2 separate regions of the Homo sapiens genome follow, and region 1 is linked to region 2. A link is a contact called in ENCODE Hi-C or POLR2A ChIA-PET data. All regions are on one chromosome and are shown on one strand. Each heading gives the region's core, a stretch centred on a gene start or an enhancer-like site at or near the end of the contact. The rest is flanking DNA. Distances are from core to core; before and after follow the strand shown.

Region 1 (4,597 bases), core at 1,213-3,712, 34 kb before region 2:
CAGTGGATGCCCCCCTGAACTCATAATCTGAGTATCCATTGGTGGCAGCAAGAGGAATTATGTTCTTTGGAGCAGAGAAGCATTCCAAAAGATGACACAAAAGTCAGAAATCATTAAAAAGGGATAGGTTTGATTACATTTTAAAAATCTATACTAACTTCTATAATGGTCCAAAATGCCCTGCAATACAAAGAAAAGAAAAAAAGGAGAAAATGTTTGCTGCATATTTAAAAAAGGATTAATATCCCTAGTATACAAAGAGCACTGAAACCTATAAACATTATCCAATTTAAAAAACATGAACTGGGGATTCACAAAAGAAGAAACACAAATATGTATTATATATACATGATGAGCATCCTTTTTTTTTTTTTTTTTGAGATGGAGTTTTGCTCTTTGTTGCTCAGGCTGGAGTGCTGTGGTGCTATCTCGGCTCACTGCAACCTCCGCCTCCTGGGTTCAAGCAATTCTCCTGTCTCAGCCTCCCGAGTAGCTGGGATTACAGGTGCCCGCTACCACGCCTGGTTAATTTTTGTATTTTTAGTACAGACGGGGTTTCACCATGTTGGCCAGACTGGTCTCGAACTTCTGCCTTGGCCTCCCAAAGTGCTGGGATTACAGGAGTGAGACACCAGGCCTGGCCAACGTCCTTTTATTTTTGAGGCAGAATCTCACACTGTTGCCCAGGCTGGAGGGCAGTGGCGTGATCTCGGCTCACTGCAACATCTGCCTCCCAGGTTCAAGCGATTCTCCTGCCTCAGCATCCTGAGTAACTGGGATTACAGACGTGCACCAACACACCCAGCTAATTTTTGTATTTTTAGTAGAGATGGGGTTTCACCATGTTGGCCAGGCTGGTCTCAAACTCCTGCCTCGGCCTCGCCAAGTGCTGGGATTACAGGCGTGAGCCACCACCCCCGGCCATGATGAGCATCCTTATAGGCGATTCTACCCAGCTATCAAAAGCGCTTCTCAAAGCTACTAATCAAAGCAACCTTGGCTCCTCCTCAGGACTCCCACGCACACTCCCCAGATCCCCAAATCCAGCTCTGTGGGGCAGGTGGGGACCAGCTGGCAGCTTAGGGTGCCAGGTCAACCTGGTGACCGGTTCTGAGTGTGTGGCATTACAGAAAGAGGCTTAATGGGGAGGGCAGAGTCTGCAGGGGGTGGGGGGCAGCTGTGGGCAGAGAACATCAGGAACCAGAGACATCAAAATCAAGAGTAATGAAGTGGAAATCACACTAGGGCCTGGGCACCCCCAGCTATTTGGCTTATTCAACCTGAGTGTAACTACAAAGAGGGTATCCCCCATTTGCAAGTATCTGTGTGCCTTTGGTCTCAGCTCCTTCTGCTATCCCTGTGGGTTAACACCATCTAGGGCAGGGGCTCAGCCTTGCTAGTGAGAGGAAGGTAAGGGGTCCCTTACATTCAACTGTTTACATCTCATCACACTGAGATTCTAGTCCCTTCCTGACAGAGCCCTGCTGCTGGGCCACAGCTTTTTATTAAGCACCCACTATGTGCCAGGCACTGTTCTGAGTGCTGGGGATACGGTGATCAACAAAACACACAAAAATCCCTTCTCTTCAGAGACCCAAGCATCTGTGTTCCAGGACAGGGGCCTAGGCCCCAGAAAATCAGGGCCAGGGATTGGAGAGCATGGGGGCAATGGGGGCATCAGGGCTGCCAAGCCAGCAGCCTGGGAATCTCCTGGGAGATCTTGGACAGGGGTAATGAACCATCTCAGTGGGCTCTCAGACTGTGTGACCCCAGCAATAAGAGTGCAGAAACAACCAGGTAAGGGTGGTCAGCATTGACAACACCTGCAAGTACACTGCATTCCAGTTCCCGTGTGGCCCAAGAGTATAGGGCAGCTAACCTGGGAGAGCCACAGAGACCACCTCACTCCCCATTTCACAGCTGTGAAAACTGAGACCCAGGGAAGGGAAGCTTTTGTCATGATTAAGGAGCAAACAAAACTTTGAAGGAAGGACTTTGAAGGAGGGACGGATTCATGCAGGTGCATGGCCCATGCCCCTGGCCTTACCTTTTTGTTTTTCAGTCCCATCCTCTTGAGGCCAGGAGTGTCTGGCCTTGTTTAACAATCTTGGGGATGAGTACTTGGTATCAGTGGGTGATCAGGAATCAGTCCTGCCCAGACAGCTGGCCTGGGCGTCTTGGAGTCCTTATGGGTAGTAGACAGTATGGAGGTCAATGTGGTCTCAGGGGTGCCACACACCAGCCCTGGGGCCTGGATGTGGGGGGAGGGGGAGGGTGGCCAGGTGGGAGCAGGTCCTGGATCTCTCAGCAGCGAGATGGTCTGTGGGTGGAAGGGCCTTGGGGGTTGAGGGCCATGGCCAGCTGGACAGGGTCAGCAATGAGGCAATTGACTCTTGGCACACCTAGGACGGTGGAGAGATGGGGCAGGGGGGCCCTGTCTCTGCCCAGGCCTGGAAAACAATAAGCTCTTCCACCTAGCTGGGTCACCTGGGCAACACTGTGTGATGTCACAGGGCAGGGCCGAAGTCACACAGGCACCTGTCCAGGTGCAGTGAGCTAGAACGCGAAGCCCTTTTCCCTATTCCTGGAGCTGTGTTCCACCTGCCGCCTGGCACTCAGGCCCCACCCTTCCTGCTCTTGGTGCCTCAAGTAGTCTCCACCAACCCTGTGGTGTGGCCAGCCCCATGCTGCTCAAGCTGCAGCAAAAGAGGAAGCAGACACTGCTCTCAAGAGTGTTGCAGCTTGATCGGTAAAACAGCTACTTCTGTTGAAGAATCTACCAGCCATCGTGCCTCTTTGGGTACCTATAGTCTTCCATTTATTTGATAATAATAAACACAAACTTCAAGAGGATGGTTTCTTCTTGGAGGGTGGGTGGGAAGATCGGGGAGAGAAGAGGGTAAGAGCATACATTCTAAACTTTTGGGTTTTTAGATTGGGTGGTCAGTTAATGGAAATTCATTACATTATTGAAAATAAATTATAATTAAACAATTAAAGAAAGCCATGATGGGTCAGTGATGGCACTAGAGTACGAACCAAAGATTATGGTTCAGTTCTGAGCACTGCAAGAAATTATTACAAAGACAAAGAGCATTTGCTGCACGCCAGGCAGGGTCCTAAGTGCTTTTGGTGAGGTGAGATGGCAGAATGAAGAGAGACTAGTCCTTGGCCTGGGGTGGGGGGTTGCTCTATAGAGAGGTGAGGTCTGAACTGGGCTTCGAAGAATGATCAGAAATCCTGGGCTAGAAGAGGAGGGATTTGGGGTACTGGGCAGTGTTCAGAAGTGTTTGGGGGGCCCCTGTGGCCTGCCTCATTTCTACCTATTTTGGGCCCCAAGTTGGAGATTCTTTTAATCTGGCCGAAGAGCAGGACCAGCCTGGCAGCCAGGAGGCAGGAGACTCCGGCTTTGCAGAGGCCTCCCAGCCTCCCTCTCTACCCCCACTCCAGAGAGAGCAGCAGCAAGGATGTGGTTCTCCCCAGTTTAGAGACAGAAAAACTGAGGCTTTGCTTTTGATTAGAACTGAAAGGACCAGCCAAGGTCACCCAGACACTGGTGGGGGATGGTAGTCAGGAACCCCACTCCTAATTTTCTCCCCGTCTAGGCCTGCCAAGAGTGGTACTCCTGGGGCTCTGGGGCTGGGGGCCTGACCAGGAATGGCCTGGCTGTGAGCACTGTGCTTTATCTCCCTTGTGGGCCAACATGTCCCAGCACAGTGTGTATGTGTGGAAAGGTCTCAGTGGCTGCTCCCCCAGTCTCTCTAGAGCGCATCTCCCCCAACCTCTCAGGCCTGCTTAGTCTAGGAGGCTAGGGCAGCAGGTTCAGGGGGTGGGGAGCCATTGCTCCTTCTCTAGCAGCAGGACTGAAGATGCAAGCCAGGTGCCTAGGAAGCAAACTTTAATGAAGCACTCATTCTCAGGGCTGTGCGAGCGCTCCGCTCCCGACACAGAGCCTCACATTTTGTGCCCTGGCCACCTTGCCTGCCTCACTGTGGTCCTTGCCCTGCCCTGCAGCTCTGCCTCAGTCCCCGGGGCTCGGGGCTCTCACCCAGCTACCCTCCTTGGCATCTGAGCTTTCTGCCTCTGCAGCCACGCCCCTGCCATCTTCCTGCCTGGGAAGATAATGCGATTGGGCACTGGTTCCAGGCCGTCTGGCTCCAGGGTGCAAGTGGGCCCTGTGCACTCAGCAGCCACCAGTAGGGCCCTTCTACCTCCTGACTTGCTGGTTGTTCACCTCCCCAGACCAAGGACCCCTGAGACACCAGCTCCTGTGCCTGTCCTAACCTCCCCCGAGAGCTGCTTCCTCCTTGCCTGTGAGAAGGCCTTAGCAGCATGAGCCCAGCTGCTCTACCTTCTCCTCCCCTTCCTCCAGCAAGGTGAGCTCTATATCCCCAGCCCAGAGAAGTGGGCTTGCTCCTCAAATGTCCAGGGGCCAGCCCCAAGCTGTGATGATTCAGGGAGATTCCAGGGTGAGGGAGAGCAGGGAATGATTAATCTCACAGCTAATAGATAACTGTGCCCACCCCCTACCCACAGGAGACAGCACTTGGAGCTATATCACTAGGAGGGGCCAGGGGTTAAATGTGGCCACTAGAGA
Region 2 (4,486 bases), core at 1,600-4,099:
ATATGGTTTGGATGTGTGTGCCCTCCAAATCTCATGTTGAAATGTGACCCCAGTGTTGGAAGTGAGGCCTGGTGTGTGGTGTTTGGGTCATTGCGGGGTATCCCTCCTGAATGGCTTGGTGCCCTCCCTGTGGTAATGAGTGAGTTCTCGCTCTATCAGTTCATGTGAGAGCTGGCTATTTGTAAGTGCCTGGCATCTCTCCTGCTCCCTCTCTTGCCAAGTGTCCTGCCTGACCCCCCTTCACCTTCCATCACGATTGTGGGTTTCCTGAGGCCCTCCCCAGAAGCTGATGCTGGTGCCGTGCTGCTTCCTGCACAGCCTGCAGAACTGTGAGCCACATAAACCCCCTTTCCTTCTAAGTTACCCAGAGTCAGGTTTTCCTTCACAGCAATGCGAAACAGATGAACACAGTGCCCAACTGGTACCTCCCTCTCTCCCCTCTGGTATCAGCAACACACCACCTTCTCAGTGAGGCCTTCCCTGACCACCTTGTCTCAAACAGCCAACTCCCGTCTCTCTTCTCTTCCCCCACTTCACTTCCCCTCTGGTGTTGTCTCCCCTAAGCCCTACCATACATCAGGTTCCATTTGGTGCAGGCCTTGACTCATCTTGCTCGCTGCCAAACCAGCCTGGGGAAGGCAGAGTTAGGCTTCCTCCAAGGAAGAGGATGGTTTCTTTTCTTTCTTTCTTTCTTTTTTTTTGAGATGGAGTTTGCCTCTTTTGTCCAGGCTGGAGTGCAGTGGCACGATCTTGGCTCACTGCAACCTCTGCCCCCTGGGTTCAAGCGATTCTCCTGCCTCAGCCTCCCTAGTAGCTGGGATTACAGGTGTGCGCCACCACGTCCGGCTAATTTTTTGTATTTTTAGTAGAGATGGGATTTTGCCTTGTTGGCCAGGCTGGGTCTCTAACTCCTGACCTCAGGTGATCCACCTGCCTCGGCCTCCCAAAGTGCTAGGATTACAAGTGTAAGCCACCACACCTGGCCAAAGGGCATGGTTTCTGATAGGCAAGGATGTCTAACCCCTGACACTGCTGCCTTGTAGAGGGAGTGGGCTCCCTGTCTGGAACTGGACTCCAATGGTTGGAGGTGGATTTAAAATCAGATGGGAGTTGGCTGCTCCCTAAGGTAACAGTCTGAGACCCCTGAGCAGGGAAGGGCTTGCTGGCCTCTGGTGTGGGCACGGGGACTCTGGGAAGCCCAGCTGGTGAACCTCAGGGCACAGCAGCCGCCTGTATAGGACAGGCCCACAAATGAATACTGGCCGCCAGAACAAGCAATGGCTTTGCCAAGCTCAATTTCTGAAGTCCCTCTTACCCAAGGGCCAGGCGCTGAGCATCAGGGGAAGGCAGGAGGAGGGGTGGGAGGGATAGAGTCCCGCCCTCCGGGAGCTCACACTCGCGCCTGGAAGGCAAGTTTCCCGCATCCCTGGGATCAGAAGGGCCAGTGTGGGCTCCTCATTACATCAAATAAAGCTCGGGTTCAGCTCTGAGTCAGCAGATGCTGATATCTCTGTGGGATGGTGGAGAGCAACAGAGCCCTCTTCCTGCAAGAAGGGCCATTTGGGAAGAAGGGGGAGGAACTCAGGCTAGCAGGGTGCTCAGCCCCTAATCCTGCCCTGCAGGCTTGGGAATTTGAAAGAGAGCCTCCAGGATTTCAAGCCCTGTCTACTCTGAGACTTCACCCGTGCTGTTTCCTCTGTGGGGAACACACTTTCCCCCACCCCCATCCCCATCCTGAGCCTGCCACCCTCTGCTCAGCGGACTTTCCCCTGCCCTTCAGATCACCACGGAAAGGTTCTTTTCTTCAGGAATCTCCCCCCATCCCCAAATGCTCTTGGACTAAATTTGGTTTCCCATGGTACAGACCAGCTCAACCTGTGATTCCCTTTGTAACCCTCAGACTTTGGAGGGGATTTAGTTATCTGGCTGTGTCCCCGCTGAACTGTCATCTCTCCTGCCTCAGGGCTCAGAACAGTGCTGGCACATAGTGTGTGTTCAATAAATTTAAGTTAAAAGACTAAATGAATAATGTCTTCTTAAAAAAGCTGTTGAATGACTGCCTTAGCTGACAGGGTCCAAGCCGAAGCCCCTTGTAGGGTATTGGAAGGACAGAGACCCTCACAGTTTTAGGGGCCTAAACCTCCACCAGGGACAGTGGCCTGAGAACTGCTTTCTACCTTCTTCTGCCTCTCGCCCCTTCCTCCAGGCTGGGGCAGGGTCCTGCTCCTGGGGAGGGAGAATGCGGAGGAGCCCTCCTCCCTGGCCCAGACCTTCCCTTGCTCACCCTCAACCTCACTCCAGGAGGAGCAGGAGGCAGGCGGGGCTCCTCTTGCCTACCCGTGGGTCTGGTTTGTGTTTAAAGAGCTAATTTCCGCCTTGTGGGGGTGAGTTATCTCCTTGTGAAATCAACTTGTAGGAACAAAAAGGGTTTACCAATGAGACACATGTTGCCTCCTTCATGGAAACCCTAGGAGAAGAAACGGACAGATTCCCCTTCCCTGCCTCCGCCCCAGCCCAGCCCCAGCGGTCCGTCTCACTCGGTTGTTGCTGTAATGCTGGTCTCCTGTCTGTGTGCGGCACTGCAGATGTGGCGGGCAGGGGCTTGGGAGCTCTGGGGCAGGCGCTGAAGGCAGGTATGTGTGTGAAGTCAGGTGCGGGGGTGGGGGTGGCTCCTGGCCACACCCTTGCAGGGCTCAGGCCGCCAATGGTGCTGGGGCCTCCTCCCCCAGGAGGGGGGCTTTGTCAAGGATTATGGTGTATTTCCATCACCGAGGCCCAAAGGGGCCAGAAAGGGGCAGGCTGAGGCTGGGGGAGGGGCTCAAGGGAGCCCAGCTGGGAGGGCCCAGGCAGGCAGTGCGGAGCTGGCCGTGGGCTGCCTACCCTTTCATCTCTGCAACTCCTTCCTCCCTGGGCCTCCCTTCTGGTGTGTCTGTGGGTCTGTCTAGGTGGGCTTGGGAAAGGGGAAGGAAGGGGCGTCTCTTTAGGCAGCTCAGACTGGACAAGCCTTCTTTGAAAATGGTCCTTTGAACACACGCCTGCTGGTGGTTGGTCAGACAGATGCGCCAGCGGGAGCCCCGGGGCCCCAAGGGGACAGCTATCTCTGCAGGACCAGTGCGATGGGCGGGAAGGGAGGAGGGGACACGAGAGGCCCTGTCCTCTTCCCGTGCCAGCTTGCTCAGGCCCTCAGTCCCAGACGGGCTTTTCCCAGAGAGCTAAAAGTAAGAAAGTAACCTTCAGGATTAAAGAGAAATGTTTCTTTGTTTGGGTTTTCCGTCTTTCTTTCTTTTTTTTTCTCTTTTAAGCCTCTTTTCACATCTGTAGTGGCTTTTTTTTTCTCTCGCCTGGGGTCAAAGGAGAAGGGCCAGAGAATGTCGTCCCAGCCAGCAGGGAACCAGACCTCCCCCGGGGCCACAGAGGACTACTCCTATGGCAGCTGGTACATCGATGAGCCCCAGGGGGGCGAGGAGCTCCAGCCAGAGGGGTAAGTGTGGAACCACCCCACCTCACTCTGTCAGCCATCAGAATGGGGTGATGGCAGAGGTTGCAACTGGCCAGGGAGCAGCTCCTGGGCAGGGGCTGCTAGGTCTGGCTCTGCCACTCATTTGCTGTGTGACCTTGGGCAAGTCACAGCCTCTCTGGGGTTCATTCAGTCTCTGCCTCTGTTACATGAGAACAACATCCCTCACCCTGCTGTTAAGACACCTAAGGCTGGTCACCTTAGGTATGATGTGTGACGTGTTAAAAATACAGATGATTCAGATCTGCAGGGATGGCTCCCTGGGTGATTCTGGCCCATAGCCAGGATGGAGAAGCTGCTGAGAGCAGTTGAGGCAAGCAGACCTCCCTTCAAGGGGTTATTGGTCTCTGTGGTGAGCATTTGGGTGTGGTGTTTCCAAGTGTCAAGTTCTCTGGGCAGGCTGGGGGATTCGGGGAAGGCAGAGAACCAAAGGGAGAAAGCCTGGTGAGAAGTCACTGAGGAAACAAGCACCCTTGTTGTCTTTGGATGGTCTCAGAGGATGAGGAGAGCCTATTCCCTTTAGCAGAAGTGCTCAGGCCAGCCCAGGTGAGGGTGGGAGCAGGAAGGCAGCCCGCCCCAGGGTGGCCTGAGAACCCAGCCACAGCTGCTTTGCCTGGGTCCATTCTACCGGGGTTTAGTCTGGGCACCCTGGTGGAGGAGCTGGGCCCCTTCTGTGTCCCCCACCTCCTGCCAGGATGTCTTGCCTGTGTAGGACCCAGAGCCAGTTCTCCCCTGTTGTTCCCAGGCCTGGCCCCATCCCTTATCTCCCTGCTCTGTCTGACGGTTTGGAGAAGTAGAAAGGTGAGGCTGGGGGTTGCCGAGCCAGATGTGTGCACATCTGTTCTCCATCAAAACCTGAAACTTGAGAAGGAAAAATCCTTGCGTGCCTCCCCAGGGGCTGGGGCTGCGGCCTGGCTGGGCTTGGGTCATCCAGCAGGGACAGAGGCTCCACCCAGGCCTCGGGGAAGG

What was found. A loop is a pair of places that touch in the nucleus more often than their neighbours do. ChIA-PET counts read pairs that join two places held with the same protein, here RNA polymerase II (POLR2A). Pooled maps may share reads with other maps.
Region 1: a map of Calu3 shows a loop between it and region 2 (2.3-fold over the local background). The contact joins the promoter of CCDC33 here to the promoter of STRA6 in region 2. A Hi-C loop is called at or near these places in 5 of 168 maps with a recorded cell type or tissue (Calu3, DLD1, HCT116 and 2 more) and 4 of 50 pooled maps. POLR2A ChIA-PET finds 5 or more read pairs at or near these places in 14 of 52 experiments (A549, AG04449, AG04450 and 10 more).

The regions. Positions count from the first base shown.
Region 1 is chr15:74,234,191-74,238,787 of GRCh38, reverse strand. CCDC33 (coiled-coil domain containing 33) reads right to left here and starts at 2,462. Exons shown (of 19, transcript NM_025055.5): 1 at 2,048-2,462. The coding sequence starts at 2,068. RefSeq lists an enhancer at 4,175-4,597.
Region 2 is chr15:74,201,150-74,205,635 of GRCh38, reverse strand. It overlaps STRA6 (signaling receptor and transporter of retinol STRA6), which reads left to right and starts at 2,849. Exons shown (of 19, transcript NM_022369.4): 1 at 2,849-2,923; 2 at 3,354-3,481. The coding sequence starts at 3,369. It also overlaps a transcript of CCDC33 not described here. RefSeq lists enhancers at 1-458, 1,944-2,577, 2,519-2,688, 4,481-4,486.